2 separate regions of the Homo sapiens genome follow, and region 2 is linked to region 1. A link is a loop called in an ENCODE intact Hi-C map of the cell type or tissue named here. Cell type or tissue: MCF 10A. All regions are shown on one strand.

Region 1 (5,000 bases):
CTCAAGCCCCTTTGTAAGAGTTCTGTCTTTTAAAAGTTTGTTAACTTAGGTCAACACTAAATCCGCGAGAATGCTCCTTTCGTATCTAGGTTATGTGGTTGTTGATATAAAACCAGAAATAAGAAAGTGGTTTTATATAAATGCCTAAGAAATCTTGATCTTCATAAGGCCCAAACCTCAAGCAGAGTTAAAAGCCTGATAATTTGCATAATAACATGTGGTCTCATCTGGATTTTTTACAGAAAAAGTGGTTTTGAGTTATCTAGATAATTGCTCTACTCCTCCCCTCTTCCAATTTGTATTAATAGACATAGAAAGATAAAACTTTCAATTATCTTTGAAATCTTTATCATTATTGCCCTTCAACAGAGTCTAGAAGTGAAGTCTGAACTGACTCAAACCGGTTGAGTCTTCCCCACTATTCAAATGGGGCCGCGTCCCGATTATCAGTGCAATGTGATCACTTGATTTTAAACGCAACTATGCGTCCAAATGGCTGAGTGCAAGAGGTCGGCCGGAGATAGGGCCGAGTGCGCTGCCCCAAGCTGCGATCCCTGCCAAGCACTCACGGACAATGCACTGGTTTCCTCCAGGGAGCGTCTTCCATCCAGGGCAGCAGTAGGAGTGGAATCTGGAGCCGCACACGTTGGGCCTGTGATGGACAAGCGCGGTCACGTAACAGATAGGTAGAGGGATGCAGCAACATATAAACGGTCTTCGTAAGCAATGCCCCGAGCGAGTAGATTTCAGGACAACAAACAAATCAAAATTACACTTCAAATTATTGGAGATCGGGAGGCAGACGTGGAAGCAAAAGAGCTAGATGCTGGAATGCAGGAGGGTCAGAAATGTCTAAACACTGCCTTTCATCTGTCGTCCCTTGCCTGCCTTTTTAAAGGGCGAAAAGAGGCATGGAAACATATAATTTGCTACTATTCTAGCTTCCAGATGCAGAGAACAAAGGGACCATTCCGTTCCAAAGAATCCTTGCCCTCCTTCCCAAATCCATTCCTCCTTGGTCAACTGTTACTTTGGCCCCGACGTGTCAAGGAAAGCGCGTCGCAAGGTGGAGCGCTCGGGTTGACGATGAGAAGGTGAGCTGTGAACCCTGCACACGTCCTCAAACAAAAGGCTCACGAGCGGCGGCCCCGACGTGGGGAGCAAGCAGGCTTCTCTGGCCCCTGCAGCAGGCGGACCCAGGCCCGCCTGCCGCCGGACATTCAGAACCTGTTCCCGCAGCGCGAGCTCTGCACACGCTCTGCGATCGGCACCCCTGGACCCCCTAACCACCCGCCGCCCAACCCCCGGAGAGAGGGCTTTCCGCCCGCTGAGCTGCGGGGTTGGGAAGGAAAAGGGGGACGCGCTCCTGGGGGTCTTTGGATATTCTGGCAAAGGGGGCTGCAGCTCTAGGCTCCAGCTAAAGGGTCTGGGACGGAGTGGGCCAGAAAGCCGCCAAACTGAGGATTCCCCCCTCCCCCAAGCCGGAGCCCTAGGTGCGGAGCCGCTTGCCCACTTACCCTCGGAGCACGTCCTGCTGTCCTCGCCGGCGGACGCGGCTGGCCACTGCGGCACCCTCCTCGCGATACTCGGGCGCTAGAAACCCGCCTTCAGAGCCTGCTGTAGCGGACCGAACCTGTTGCGGCGGCGGCTGGGGCCGGGGCGGCTTGGGCGGAGGAGGCTGAGGCTGGCCGGCCGTGCCCTGCGCCCAGAGCACCACACAGCCCAGCCACAGGAAGTAGAGCTGGAGACACAGCCTCCGTCTTCTCCCCATCGCCGGCGCCGAAAGCGCGCGGCCGTAGACCCGCGGAGAGGGAGTGATCAAAGACAAAATCTGCGCGCCTCAGAAAAGAGTCAGGGTCTAATAAGCCCTTCGTCGGCTCCGGGGACTCCCTCGGGCTCGGGCTCCCTGCTCTAGCTGGAGACCTCGACAGAGCGCCGGCCCCCTGACTGCCCGCGAAGCGAGACGCGGGGCGCCGGGTCTAGCGCAGTGAGCGGCGAGGCGCGGCGGAGGTGCAGCCGGCAGCCCCGAGCGGTACACGTTGCATAACCGGCCTAAAGCCCCGAGCGACTCCAGGACCGTCAGCGGGCGGGGGAGGAAATTACAAAAGCCCTGGCGTAAAATTTCAAAAAATGTGAACCTCAAAAGAAAAAAGGGCCTGCACGCAGAGCTCGGCGGATTCCCGTGCGCTCCGAAGACGGATATTGGAAAGCTGCAAAAGTCACCAGAAAGAAACAGGCAAGCAAACAAAAGTCGCCCCCAGAAGAAGAGGAGGGTTCCCTCCGGGCTCGCTCGGAGTCCCACAGGGCAACGAAGCGCGGGTAGCGGCTGCGGAGCCGGGCGGAGGTGCGCGGGGCCGGGGCGTGCGGCCAGCAAGAGAGAGGGCGGGAGGCTGGGCGCTGGAGAAGATGCGGCGGTGGAGGGCGCGGCGCGGGGGTTTTAGAGGCCCGGCGGGGCGCGGGGCGGGCCGGCGGGCGGCGGCTGTCAGTGGGGGCGCGGCCGTCCACACGTGGGGCTCAACCCGGACTGAGAGGCCGGCGCAGAGTGGGCGGGGACAGAGTAAGGGAGAGATCGGGACTGAGGAACGAGGGGAACCAGGGTTGGGTGAGGGGAAGAGGAAGGAAGGGGGGGAGGGCGAAGGGAGGGAAGAGGACGGAGATTGGGGAGAAGGGGGGCGAACCCGAGAGGAAGGCCGGGCTGGAAGAGGGACTTGGAAAGAGGGATTGGCGAGCCCGGGTGCGAGAGGAAATGAGCGGGGGATGGGGGCGAAGTTAGGGCAAAGAGAGAAGTGGGAAAGGAGAGGGAGGGCCAAGGTCCGGGCGCCGAGAGGAGGGGCCCGGGGGGCCGGCTGGAGGGGGCGAGGCGCTAGGCGGCTTTGCTTCCCGTCCCCGTCAATTGGCCGCTAGCTCTGTTTTGACTGCCTGTACAAAGCGAGTAGACGGCGGGGGATGGGGCGATTAGGGACCGGATTTGGGAAAGGAGGCAGCAGCCCCTTCCCCTCCCCCTCCGTCCTCGCCCGGCCGCGGACCAGGGACTAGGGTGCCTAAGCGCGCCAGGCTTGGCCGGACCCGCAGCTGAACTGACCCGCAGCTGAACTTCCCCGCCGGACAGAGGCCGCAAGGTTGAGGATGAGAACGGGTCTTTCTGTAGGGTCCCGGCCCCTGACCTGGGATGGGGGGATTCGCAGTCAGCCAGGAATAGAGGCTCACGGGGCTGTTGGTTGCAGCCTCAATCCAAGAAGGAGGAGACCTCCCCTTTGCCCTCCTACCCCCACCGCCCCACCGGGAGCGGCGTCAGTCTGCGGGACCAAATTAGGGGCTGGGAGTTTCCAGATTGAAATGCGCCCTCCACCACCAAGAGGGAGCTCACGCGGCCGCGGGGGGCCGAGGCAGCCAGCCGGCGCCGCGGTCCTGGGGAGTCCGTGCAGGGGTGTGCTCTGGTGTGAAACCTGGCAGGACTCTGCCTGGGCTTGCATGCAGGGAGGGGTTAGAGACTCTGAAATGTACTAGCGGGCAGGGTGGTGACAAGGCGGGTAAATGAGGCTCGGGGCATGCCCTTGCTTCCTGGCTTGGACCCCTTCTGATTGATTAAATCCTAGCAATTGGTGCAACCCTCTGTACCTCTTAGAGTGCCTCTCACCGGCCTGCTCTGGGTTCTTCCTTTGTGGCCCTCCTTTCATGAAATCTCTGTGAAGTCCTGGTCATTTCTCATTTAGTGGAATATCACAATTTAAAAATCAAACACTCCTGAAAACAAGGAGAGACCATCCAAGCACAGTTTGCGAAACAGTACAAAAGAGCAGTGTCTGGTTTATTCAAGCCTAGAAAACCTTAGTTTAAAGGGGAAAATGTTGAATATGTATAGGAGGGTGTGTGTGTGTGTGTGTGTGTATATATATACACGTACATATATACATATATACACATAACATATATATGATATATATCATATATCATATATATCATATATCATATATATGATATCATATATATGATAGATCATATATGATATATCATATATATGATAGATCATATATATCATATATATGATATATGATATATGATATATATGATAGATCATATATGATCTATCATATATATCATATATCATATATATCATATATATCATATATATCATATATATCATATATATCATATATCATATATATCATATATATCGTATATATCATATATCGTATATATCATATATATCATATATCATATATATCGTATATATCATATATCATATATATCATATATCATATATATATCATATATCATATATATGTATTTCTGGCCCAAATTGCCCAGATGTGCTATTTGACAGCCAAAATTCTCCAGTAATTGGCACAACTCCCTCCTTTATTTCTCCATGTAGTCAAAGGGTCTGAAGGTAGTACCCCTTGTTACAGTATTCTCATAAAGCAGAAGAAAAGATAAGAGTTACATAATTTCATGTGAGACACCGATTTGTTAAAATCCAGAGAAAGAGCAATACAGTTATTTTCACGTACTTCGCTTCAAATAATAAAATTATTTAAACTAAAAGAGCTAACTAATGTAACTATCTCCTGGTTTAAAGCAGTGTTTTAGTCATACCATTTAAAACATCCTGTATCTGCTTTTTTTGTTGTTGTTGCTGTTGTTTAATACTTACGTGGCTTCATGGTTCATTCCTGTCCATCACATTAAATCTAAATGCTCTAGAATTGCCTATGCCTTTACCCTTTGATCCAGCAATTCCACTTTTAGGAACCTATATAAAAGATACATAGACAAAAAAAAATGAAATGGTGCATACATTTGACTGTTCTTTGCAGCACTGTTTATAATAGTGAAAGACTAGAAACACAAACTTCCCATGAACAAGCAACTGTTGTGTATGACTTCATCTATTCAGTGAAGTATTATGCAGCTGTCAAATATGAATGAAGAGAAACTCTGTATGCTCTTAGAGAGTGATCTCTAGCATATACAGTCTACTAAAATAAAAAAAAAGCAAG
Region 2 (5,000 bases), 110 kb after region 1:
CTTATTCTGGTAAATCTGAGCCTGCTCTTTTGAGGCCTTTCTAAGAGGCTCCTAAATGTCACTCAAAGTTGATAGTTATTTAAGATAAAGATGCTCCAGGTCTCAGTTTTTGACTTCTAGATGTTCAGCCAGGAAATTTCTTCAGTTCTTGGAAAATGATAAATTCTCAGAGGATAGCCCTTCCAGACCAGTCTTTAAATGATGCAGCTCAGAATGTTGCTAGGAATCTGAATCATCTAGCATGCCTTTGAAAATCAGTCCCATAATTATCTGAAGGGCTCCTTTAATTAAATCCATGTTTCAGGATGCTTAATCCAAACTGAAACATTCCAGAAGTGTACTTACCGAAAATAATATATTGTGACCATTTAAACCCCTGGTGCTTTAAATCAGCTACACTATAGTGGGTACTCCAGTGTCAAGGTCTTTGTCCCCAATTCAAAGTCTCATTTAAAAAGAATAGCTTCCCTAAAGTGTAGAATCAATTCAAGTCATTGTTTCTTTATGAAGACATTTTTTGTACTGTATATCCATATGAAGCCCCCCTTCTTATGAAATTACATGTGTCTTCAAATCTTCAGGAATTTACATTTTCAATATTTTAAGCAATTTTTTATTTTTAAACTTATGCTTTGTCATAATCCTGTGATTTTTAGGTTAAGGTTGAATAAAAGAATCATCTTTGAAGGTGCAATACCTGAGGCTTCCAGAAAGGTTATGTGCCTTTCTTTATAAAACGCAGATTTTCTGGGAAAGTACAATTTTTCTGCATCTCCTGAATCATGCATTCTTAGTATTCCCAGTGTTATTTATGGTGGTTGAGTGTTTGGGGAATGTACCATGCCATTTGTTTAAATTAAGAAGATAGATTCTTAATGTTTTCTATGTAACTCAGAATTTCTAAAAGGCAGCTTAACATTCTGAGACTTCAAAAACCATCAACGATATACTATTTATTTTAAATGAGTGTAGAACTCCTAAGGGGAAGAAAAGTTCAGTCAGTATTGAAAATTATATTTGTCAAGTGTTATTGGAGAACATTTAAGATATTTTAGAAATAAATCCTGCTCAATCTTTTATTTGGGACATGTCATTTTCCTTGTGAGTATGTGAGTGATTAAAGATCTTTTTGGCCCATCTCATTAGACAAGAAATGTTGACCCTATAAATAAGACATTTTAAAAGACAGATGTGCAGAGATTCATAAGCAAAGAAAAAAGAAGCCATGAATTTAAACACACACATACACACACACACACACACAAACACGCTTTTCATGCAGCATGTAGAAGCAGCAGCTGTAGTGTTTGACATTTGCACTGGATATGCAGCATTAAACTTTACAGTTTTCTAAGCATCTCAGGTACCATTTTACATATTCAGTTGTATCCAGCTTTCCATTATTGTTGGCAGGACATCCTTTGGAATGTCTGCTCTACTCAGGAGGTGATCTGGTGCCAGCCTCTTGCAGAGAAGGAGACAAAAAAGAATCTGTAATTTAAATAAAAAATAATGGTATAATAAAATTGGCAAGGAGGCAAAATGCCCTTAAAATCTCAATATCCTGAACAAAATTCAATTTCAGAAGGGCAGAGCTTTCCCAAAACTCTTTAAAACTCTCACTCTATGATAAGGCTCTTCAGAGAGAGATACCTTCCCTTCGTCTCAGTCAGAAGTTACTTGGATTACTATGTCAGGAAAACATCTCAGAGGCATCTAAGCATGTACTTTTTAAATTAAAAATTGGCTTTGCTCAAAGTAAAATGAGACAGAAATTGTCTTGGATATATTTTCCATAGAAGCACCTGCTTTGGGTGCAACCACACATAGAAGGATTTTGGCACAATAAATTGTCCGGCCCAATCAAGAGATGATATTTTGGATATTGTTCATGGCACCTTTTAAAGGCATTTTCTAGTGTTCTGTCTAGACTCATGTTCCGAGGTCAGCACACAGCCTTAGGATACTGTTCGTTGGCTGAAATAAGAGAACAGATGAGGAAATTGAAATTAAGGTCCTACCCTCGTTAGTGAAGCTGTGTCTGAAGCTACAGGACTGAGAGCACTGTTTTAAGAAGCCAAAAATGTCAATCTTAGCCAAATGAACTGCCATCACAACTAGTATGATCCTTGAAATCTTATAACACATTTTAAAATCTGGAATTTTATTATATATTATTATATAACAAGAATATTACTTTTGATAATTGAAACATATGAGGGTGACTTAGGGCATTTGATAAAATTATCACAATTATCTTTCTTGTTTGTGGAATATGTGTATTTTCTTTTCTGCCAAAGTTAAGCACCTTTTCATTCTGTTATTTAACTGACTAATATTGAGAACAACCTTGTAAAACATGTCACTCTATGGGATATTTCAAATACTAAAGAGAATTAGTTGTGCCCACTGATCCATGGCATCCTGTCACTTGGTGACCGAATGACCCCTAGAAGGTCACCCCAACCAAAGATGCGCACTACCTGAGCGGTGTGTATACAGCACAGCAATACTTCTATCAGACTCAGCAATCAGAAAGCTGGATTTTGAGATTAACTTTCTGTGAGATTCTTAATCCAAATCTGATAGATTTAAACATAAACAACAAAATCTAAATGAAAAATTCCCATGCCTTTGAGAACCATTCAATTGAAGCTGTTTCCCTGGAATTTAAAACAAACATCGACTATCTGCATATTATATGCATTTGTCACGTACTTTGCTTTTTATCTAATTGAATCCTTTCTCCAACCTCACTTTACATAGGTATATACTTAAGCTAAGAGTTGTTAAGTAACATGGCTGAGAATACCCAACTGCTAAGTGCTGGGTCAAGACTTGAATCCAAATCTGACTCCAAAACTCTTGCTTTTAAACCATGTTGCTGCTGGGCCTGGTGGCTCAGGCCTGTAATCCCAGCACTTTGGGAGGCCAAGGCGAGAGAATTGCATAAGCCCAGGAGTCCAAGACCATTCTGGGCAACATGATGAAACCCTGTCTCTACAAAAAAAAAAATACAAAAAAATTAGCTGGGCATAGTGGCATATGCCTATAGTCCCAGCTACTTGGGAGGCTGAGGTGGAAGGATTACTTGAACCTGGGAGGTCGAGGCTGCAGTGAGCCATGATTGAGCCACTGCACTCCAGCCTGGGTGACAGAGTGAAACCTTGTCTCAAAATAATTAGCTAACTAACTAAACAAACAAACAAACAAACAAACAAACCATGTTGCTATGCCTTCAATGTTATGCTCTTTATTTTTCCTTTGACATTAACCCCAATATCCCAAAATTATATTCCTTTAAATCAGGCTTTTTAATCTCCAAAAAGGTATGCAAATTTATATGTGCATATACGTCCAGGTTTATGTATTTCTTCTAGAAACATGGGGCATGATTTTCATCAGGTTCTCAAGCTTATCTGTGATTCAAAAATGATTAGAAACCCTGATAGAGCAGTAATTAGTAACCAGTGAAGAGTGCCTCTGCCACTCTAAGTAATCAGATACATCACATCATTAAGACCTTTTAAAAATATGTAACGTATATGAAAACCACACATTGACATGTGAATAAGAAAAATGTATGGTTATTAGTATTTACACAAATAGCATTTTATATATCATTGCAATTATGGTGTTCTTCAAATTTTATATTTAGTTTGTGTCCTGTTAGAAACCAGAAAGAAACTGTTGTGCTCTAAATTAGAAGTGATGGAAAATATGTACTTTATGTTCAGAATGTTACTTGGAAAACATATTTTCTTCATCTTGTATACACTAACATAATGGGGAAACATGACATTCTTGTATGATGAGGCATAACACTGCACAAAGAGGAAACTGATGAAACCAAAGGAAAACAATTGGTAAATCATGAGTTCTTCTGTGATAAGCCAGATGTGTCAAAAGTAGTTAGTATTTCTCCTGCAAAGAAAATTAGGAGGGAAATAAAGTTAAATAGTGCCCTAAAATATGTAGAAATGATCATAGCTGAAGTTTATAGAGAGTAATAAAATGTTGTTTTTATGAATTATGGCAATTAATAATTGGCAGTATACTATGGTTCTTGTTCCAATCAGCTTATAACTACGAGATTTATTTCCTTCTCACTAAGATCATAATCACCCCTCTCTTCTGTATCTTCAAAATTCTCCTTTCATGTCAGTACATAAACATGATCAAATCTTTCCCATCTCATAGCCCTTCTCTCAATATATTTTCAACATACTGACCTCTCTTTCCTTCCTTTCATATCCAATCTAAGTCCAACTCATTATTGCAATGCTCTTGCTAAGGTTTATTGATAAACTTCTCAAAATCACCTTCTATTATCAATATTTAGACATCTTAAAAGTGACTCTGCAACATTTGACACTTTTAAACATGCTTATATTAGTCCGTTCTTGTGCTGCCATAAAGAAATACCTAAGACAGGGTAATTTCTTTTATTATTATTATTATACTATAAGTTCTAGGATACATGTGCAGAACGTGCAGGTTTGTTACATAGGTGTAAATGTGGCATGGTGGTTTGCTGCACCCATCAACCCACCATCTACATTAGGTATTTCTTCTAATGCTATCCTTCCCCTAGCCCCCACAAGCCCGGGTGTGTGATGTTCGCTTCCCTGTGTCCGTGTGTTCTCATAGTTCAACTACTACTTATGAATGAGAACATGTGGTATTTGGTTTTCTGTTCCTGTATTAGTTTGCTGAGAATGATGGTTTCCAGCTTCATCCATGTCTCTGCAAAGGACATGAACTCATCCTTTTTTATTGCTGCATAGTATTCCATGGTGTATGTGTGCCACATTTTCTTTATCCAGTCAATCATTGATGGCCATTTGGGTTGGTGCCAAGTCTTTGCTATTGTGAATAGTGCTGAAATAAACATACATGTGCGTGTGTCTTCATAGTAGAATGACTTATAATCCTTTAGGTATATCCCTGGTAATGGGATTGCTGGGTCAAATGGTATTTCTGGTTCTAGATTCTTGAGG

The links. Peaks named below come from ENCODE experiments on the same cell type or tissue, not always from the same donor. Only the 100,000 strongest peaks of a DNase experiment are listed, where the experiment ranks them.
Region 2: a loop joins it to region 1, with 3 times the contacts of the local background. A loop is called at or near these places in 3 of 110 quality-filtered maps.

Annotation. Positions count from the first base shown.
Region 1 is chr5:128,535,833-128,540,832 of GRCh38, forward strand. FBN2 (fibrillin 2) reads right to left here and starts at 2,413. Exons shown (of 65, transcript NM_001999.4): 1 at 1,518-2,413; 2 at 570-652. The coding sequence starts at 1,771. RefSeq lists enhancers at 83-1,013, 2,739-3,239. In MCF 10A, no CTCF peak of the experiment used is centred here; DNase peaks (open chromatin) are centred at 1,779, 2,069, 2,619 and 3,359.
Region 2 is chr5:128,645,556-128,650,555 of GRCh38, forward strand. LOC105379167 (a long non-coding RNA gene) reads right to left here. Exons shown (of 3, transcript XR_948768.3): 2 at 1,368-1,491. Among named protein-coding and RNA genes, the nearest start is that of FBN2, 110 kb to the left of the region's middle. In MCF 10A, no CTCF peak of the experiment used is centred here; no DNase peak of the experiment used is centred here.